Linked DNA regions of Homo sapiens: region 1 is linked to region 2. A link is an interaction called in ENCODE POLR2A ChIA-PET data of the cell type or tissue named here. Cell type or tissue: OCI-LY7. All regions are shown on one strand. Each heading gives the region's core, and the rest is flanking DNA. Links, peaks and the distances in the headings are about the cores only. Region 1 has its middle 28 kb from the start of IRF2BPL. Region 2 holds the start of TMEM63C (transmembrane protein 63C).

Region 1 (2,899 bases), core at 219-2,718, 180 kb after region 2:
CCCAGGCTGGAGTGCAATGGTGCAATCTTGGCTCACTGCAACGTCCGCCTCCTGGGTTCAAGTGATTCTCCTGGCTCAGCCTCCCGAGTAGCTGGGATTACAGGCATGCACCACCACACCTGTTTAATTTTGTATTTTCTTTTTTAGTAGAGATGGGGTTTCTCCATGTTGGTCAGGCTGGTCTTGAACTCCTGACCTCAGGTGACCCTCGGCTGCCTCGGTCTCCCAAAGTGCTGGGATTACAGGCGTGAGCCATCGCGCCCGGCCAAGACCCTGTCTCAAGAAAAAAAAAAAAAAAAGGAGAGCGATTTCCAAGAAATTTGCAGGGTTTCTGTCCCCAGGCCCAACCCCACCGTCAGCCCAGGGTAAGCTGCCATTGTTCGTGAATACCACTCATTCAGCACAAGAAGTGCGCGCACACACATACACACACACACAAATACACACTGCCTACCCCCCTGACTGTCTGGATGGAGTGAGTTGTGGGCCACGTCAAGGCAGGGCTGCAGTGGGAAGTGCTGCTTTCTGATGATTGCGGGCCTGGGGGTGGAGGGCTGGGCAGGGAGAGAGGCTGGGCCTTGGGTCTCCATGGGAGCTTGCATGGGGCTCAGAGTTTCCATTGGCGCCTGTGGGATGGGGTAACAGAGGGACTGGCCCGTAGAAAACTGCGAGACAACGAAACAGGAGGGAGGAGGAACTTCACCTCTGCACCATGAAATACCGCACCCGGGGCCTTTCGTGGAATTTGCAGAGCGCATCCTTAGATGCTCCTCACTGCAGGGGGAGAGGCATGTCCCATGGCCAATGTTTCCTGTGTGTCTGTGTATGTCAAGCCCAGGGATACGTGTCGTCCGGGCCACGTGCCACAAAATGGGTCCCACTTGGGGAGGCAATGCCCGTGGGACTCTTACAGGCAGAGCAAGATGAATGTGAGCTGACACTTCTGCCAGTGAGCGACAAAGAGCCGGTGTGCCTCCACAGAGGACAGGCCTGCTCATTAATGTGGCAGCGTCTTCATTGACAAAGCAAAGAGGCAAACAAGGCGGAAGGGAGTGAGCCACGCAGGGAGACAGTGGTGGCGTGGAAGGAAAAGGGCAGGCGTGTGCAAGTGTGTCTGCAGGGATAGGAGGGGCCCGGGCAGGGCGAGCTGAGCGGGAGGAAGAGGCTGGACAGAAATGTCTGCATCTGTGAGGAAATGTATGCGTGAGAGAGAAAGAAAACGTGAGAGGCTGTGTCTGAGAGGGAACGTAGCGCTGCGAAGTGTGTGCGTGACGACAGAGGAGAAGACAGAGGGAGCCAGGAAGGGAGGGAGGCGGCAGGGGGGGAGGCCTCTCCTCCCTCCTTCAGCCACAGGCTCTGGAAGGCCCTGCGGTGTGGACTGAGGGACAGGCAGGAGAGGTGAGATTTCATTACCTTTCCCTTTGTGTGACAGTTTCGAGTTAGAGATGTAAGACTGGAGCTATAAATAATCCAGTCACAGCTGCATCCTGGAGATTTATGGTGCATGCCAATGCCAGCCAGCTTCAGGCTGGGGAGGGGTTGGGTTTGCTTCACACAGCCAAGATGAAAGGCTGATTCCCCCCAACTAGCTCCCCCCAGCCCCAGCTGGCCCCCACCCACCCCTGTGCCTCCCTCCTGGCCCAAGGGGCCCAGAGGGGAGAAAACCTCACAGATGCTTAGACACCCTCTCTAGTCCTGAGCAGCCGGAGCCCCATGAAACCTGGCATAGTGGTGGCTCTGCTAGCTGGGGAGACCAATGGGGCAGGGGGAGCAAGGTGGGCAGAAGGTGCCTTACCAGGGCGGGCGCGCTGCCTCATGCCTGTAATCCCAGCACTTTGGGAGGCCAAGGAGGGAGGATCACTTGAGGTCAGGAGTTCGAGATCAGCCTGGCCAACATGGTGAAAACCCGTCTCTACTAAAAATACAAAAGTCAGCTGAGCATGGTGGCGTGCGCCTGTAATTCCAGCAACTCGGGAGGCTGAGGCAGGAGAATTGCTAGAACCTGGGAGGCAGAGGTTGCAGTGAGCTGAGATTGTTCCACTGCACTCCAGCTTGGGCAACAAAGTGAGACTCTGTCTCAAAAGAAAAAAGAAAGAAGGTGCCTTAGACAAGGGGCAGGCCTGGCTGGGCCTGGCAGGGCCTACAGGTGACCCAGACTATTCAGGCTTGATGAGGTCCCAAGGGGCCATGACCCTCGCCCCCGCCCCACCATTCCTATTCTTCTCAATGGGCTGGAACCCTGTTCCAAGCCTCAGCTGCAACGACTGCCAAGATGGGCTTGGTGCAAGACTCTGTGTGGGACTAGGGGGTCCTCCCAACCCAGGAGAGGGTGGCTGCACATCCCGTTGGCCTGGGGAACAGCCCATTCCCCAACTATGCAGCCAGTGCATCTGGGACAGTGGGAGAGTCACCTCCATGGATCTGTCTCCAGCGCTGCTGTGAGGGTGGAGGAGGAGGCGAGCGGAGGCATCTGGGGAACCCAGACATTGGCTTCTCCTCAGGTTCTGTGGGAGCTGGAGGAAGAGGATGAGGGTGGGGGTCTCAGGAAGAGGAGCTGGTTCCAGGCACCCCTGCTATGCCTGTGCCTCTCTGCAGTTTTCCACCAGAACAGGTATCCACCTGTGGCCCCCTCAAGCCCTAAGCTTTTGAGGGCAAAGAGCATGCAAGCTTCGCTCTCCCTGCAACCTGGGGACTGTGCGTCAATGTTTGCAGAACAGTCAGGTCCTGGTGCTGGAGTGCACCCTCCCATGGGCTGAGCCCACAGAAGGAGTTTCCTGAGAGAGAGGTGGCCAGGCCCGCCTGGGTCTGCCTCCTGGGGACTGAGGATCTCCTGAACTTCCCACCCTCCTCTCCTCCCTCTTTGGGAACCCCCAGGGCCTGCTAGGGCCCAGCTGTATCA
Region 2 (2,899 bases), core at 273-2,772:
ATGATGGGAAGGTAACCAAGAGACTTCACTTCCCGTCTTCAAGCTGCTTCCTTCCCAAGAAACTAGAAAACATATCTTAAAGGAGGAGAAAATGCTGGTGCTGTTCCCTGTCACCGACCTCCTCCACACCCATCAGGAGGCCCTTGCAGCCTCAGCTTCTCAGCGCTGGGACTGTGGGGTGCGAAGAGAAGACAGGAAGAGGCCCCTCCAGTCTGCCCTTTGGTGGCTGGGGAGTCAGAAGACCTGCATGTAGGTAAGATACCTGGAGAACTCACTCCACCCTCTGTGCCTCAGTTTCCTCATCTGGCTCTGGCTCTAAAATGTCGCTCTCTCCTTGCCTCAGTTTCCCTCCAGGGAAGGTCATCTGTCCCAGGGAGAAGAACAAGGTGAATTCACTTCTAAGGGGAAAGTTCACTTCTAAGGGCAATAGACGGAATGTAGCCCATTTCTCCCAGGGACAGGGGCCGGAGAGAGAACAAGGATAAGGTGATAACAGAGGGTGGTGCTAAGAGATGGACCCTTTCTTGAGGGAAAACACATCTTCCTGGAGCGCTGCAGGCTGTTGAAGGAGAAAGTTCATCTCCTCATTCCCATCAGCACGGGCCTTCCTCTCCTCAAAGCCAACTCTCATTCTTTCCTTGAACCCACAAGAACAGCACACGCTCACACCCCCTCTGCTCACTTAGGTGTTTTTCATGAGCAATTTTCTCCTGTCCCCAGACAATCTAATTGCTGCTTACACCCATGATACCCTGGAGCCCCATGCGGAAGTTGCAACTCCCTGCATTCTCAGGGATGAGGAAATGGGGTGCTGGGGTGGGGGGAGGTCCTGGGGTCTAGAGAGGAAGAAGGGCCCCTGCCCCTCCAGAGGGCATTCGGTGAAGGCAGTGCCTGGGAGGCCAGCTCTGTAGGGCCTGCTCAGTGACCTTGGTCAAGCCACAGCACCCCTGGGCCTCAGTTTCCCCAGGGCCTTCATCCAAACACAACGTTCCTCTCTCAAGGCCAGGGCGAGTAGGGAGGCAAGAGCCTTTCTTTGGAAGCACATGGGGAAAGGGTGGCATTGTTCCCCTGGGGGCCCAGGAGCCCAGCCCGCCAGGCAGCAGCGCAGCAGTGACGTTGTCATAACCCATAACGGCGGAGCAGACTGCCCCCTCCCGTCCCAGCCCAGAGAGTGGGCGGCAGAGCCCCGGGGAATCCCTGGGTGGGGGAGAGGGTAGCCCCGAGCGGTAACTCCCACCTGGCTGTCAGGCAGGAGGCCGGGGACCCCCCAAGCAAACCTCCTACCCACCTCCGTTCCCCCAACCCAGTGAAGACCGGTCTACTAAAGCCACGCCCTCCCGGGTGGGCGGCTCAGGCCACCCTTTCCTGGGTACAAGCTAGAGACAGCCAGCGTGGCAAGGGACTGTGGCGCAGTCTCCCCTACCCCCATCCCTCCCAATGCAAGGTCTCAGAAAGCACAGAAACAAGCAATCCTTCCCCGCCCCCTCCCCGTGCGGGACCTGGATCCGGCGCCCCTTCTTCCCGGCCCGACCAGCCCCGGTCACCGCACCCGCATCGCGTGCTCACCACATTTGCGTCCTCAGCACCGCGGCCCCAGCCCCAGGCTCGGCGCTCAGGCCGCCAGGCTGCAGTGACAGGCTCCACGCTCCCCACCTGGGAGGAGACTGCCAGCGGGTCCTCCTCCTCGCCGGCTGGGCGAAGCCAGCCCCACCTGGCAAGGGACTGTCAGCAAATTCCTCTCTGCATCACTGTGAGAGAGGCATCCCGGCTCCTCCCAAGCAGGGGCCAACCTTGGCCCCGCCCCAAAGCTTCTCTGACCTGCCGGGGAACCCAGGCTGGCAGATCCTACGCGAAGACCCAGGCTCCGCCTCAGAGACCCTGTCGCTACCAGGAACCATCTGCAAATTACTATCTCAAACACACAAGGCTGCCGGTCCCTGGTTCCAGCTTGCTCCAGCTGCCCTGATGCATTGGGCCTTGGCAGCTCCTTTGCCACCTCCCCTCGCCCTCCCTGAGGCATGTCGCCTTTCCCAGTCTCCTTAGTCCCATCAGCCAGAAGCAAGAAAAGCCACTCCACTCCCACAAAGATAGCCCTCTGCCCCGCCCAAGGACCAGGTCCTGGCACCAGCCTAGTGGCTGGTACCCAGCTGCTACCCAGACTCCTTCTACAGCAAAGGAGTGATCTACAATTGGCCACAGCCCCACCAGGGAGGGCCAAGGGAGTGAGCTGGGTCATTTCCGGTTTGCGGTGGGCCACAATCCTGCAGGTATCAGAGTTTCATCAAAGTCCTGCCCACTCTGCTATAGACACTGGTTTTGACCCCGAGGACAGGTGCCAGTGTTTGCAACCCCCAAAGACCAGTGTGCAAAACAAGGGGCAGTAGTAAACAGCCTCTCCCTCCCAGGCAGGGGCCTAGGCACATTTATGTCATCGACATTATCTGGCACTTGCAGTACAATAGCTGATGGGAAAGAAGCCACTGCCCAATGCTCTCTGAAAGTGACTCCCTTTCACCAGTTAGGGCTGTTAACAATATGATAAGAATGCCATAGAGGAAGCCCTGTGAACACAAGGTCATGAGGTGCCAGAGGAGGGGGTCAAAGGCTGGTTATGCTTTCATGGGTTGATTTCCCCATAACCAGCAGCACAGCACCCCCTTCCACACAACCGTATCAGGCTGGCGCACTCTAGTCATCTCCCTCTTCCCCTGACCCCCTGGTTCTCATGACCCAACCACCCCACGAAGACCCAAGGGTGAGCCACATAGACAGACTCTGTCGAAGTCTATCCATTATCCACTCACTCGCCCAGGCTGGAGTGCAGTGGTGTGATCTCGGCTCACTGCAAGCTCCGCCTCCCAGGTTCACGCCATTCTCCTGCCTCAGCCTCCCGAGTAGC

What was found. ChIA-PET counts read pairs that join two places held together with the same protein. Peaks named below come from ENCODE experiments on the same cell type or tissue, not always from the same donor. Only the 100,000 strongest peaks of a DNase experiment are listed, where the experiment ranks them.
Region 1: POLR2A ChIA-PET joins it to region 2 with 8 read pairs; 1 of 35 experiments calls an interaction of 5 or more read pairs at or near these places.

The regions. Positions count from the first base shown.
Region 1 is chr14:76,998,994-77,001,892 of GRCh38, reverse strand. No RefSeq gene overlaps it. Among named protein-coding and RNA genes, the nearest start is that of IRF2BPL, 28 kb to the left of the region's middle. RefSeq lists an enhancer at 55-759. In OCI-LY7, for the core only: no CTCF peak of the experiment used is centred there; a DNase peak (open chromatin) is centred at 1,502; H3K4me3 peaks cover 565 bases; H3K27ac peaks cover 861 bases.
Region 2 is chr14:77,180,565-77,183,463 of GRCh38, reverse strand. It overlaps TMEM63C (transmembrane protein 63C), which reads right to left and starts at 1,666. Exons shown (of 24, transcript NM_020431.4): 1 at 1,570-1,666. RefSeq lists an enhancer at 1,216-1,345. In OCI-LY7, for the core only: a CTCF peak has its summit at 1,157 (motif pointing left); DNase peaks (open chromatin) are centred at 1,353, 1,773 and 2,193; H3K4me3 peaks cover 1,991 bases.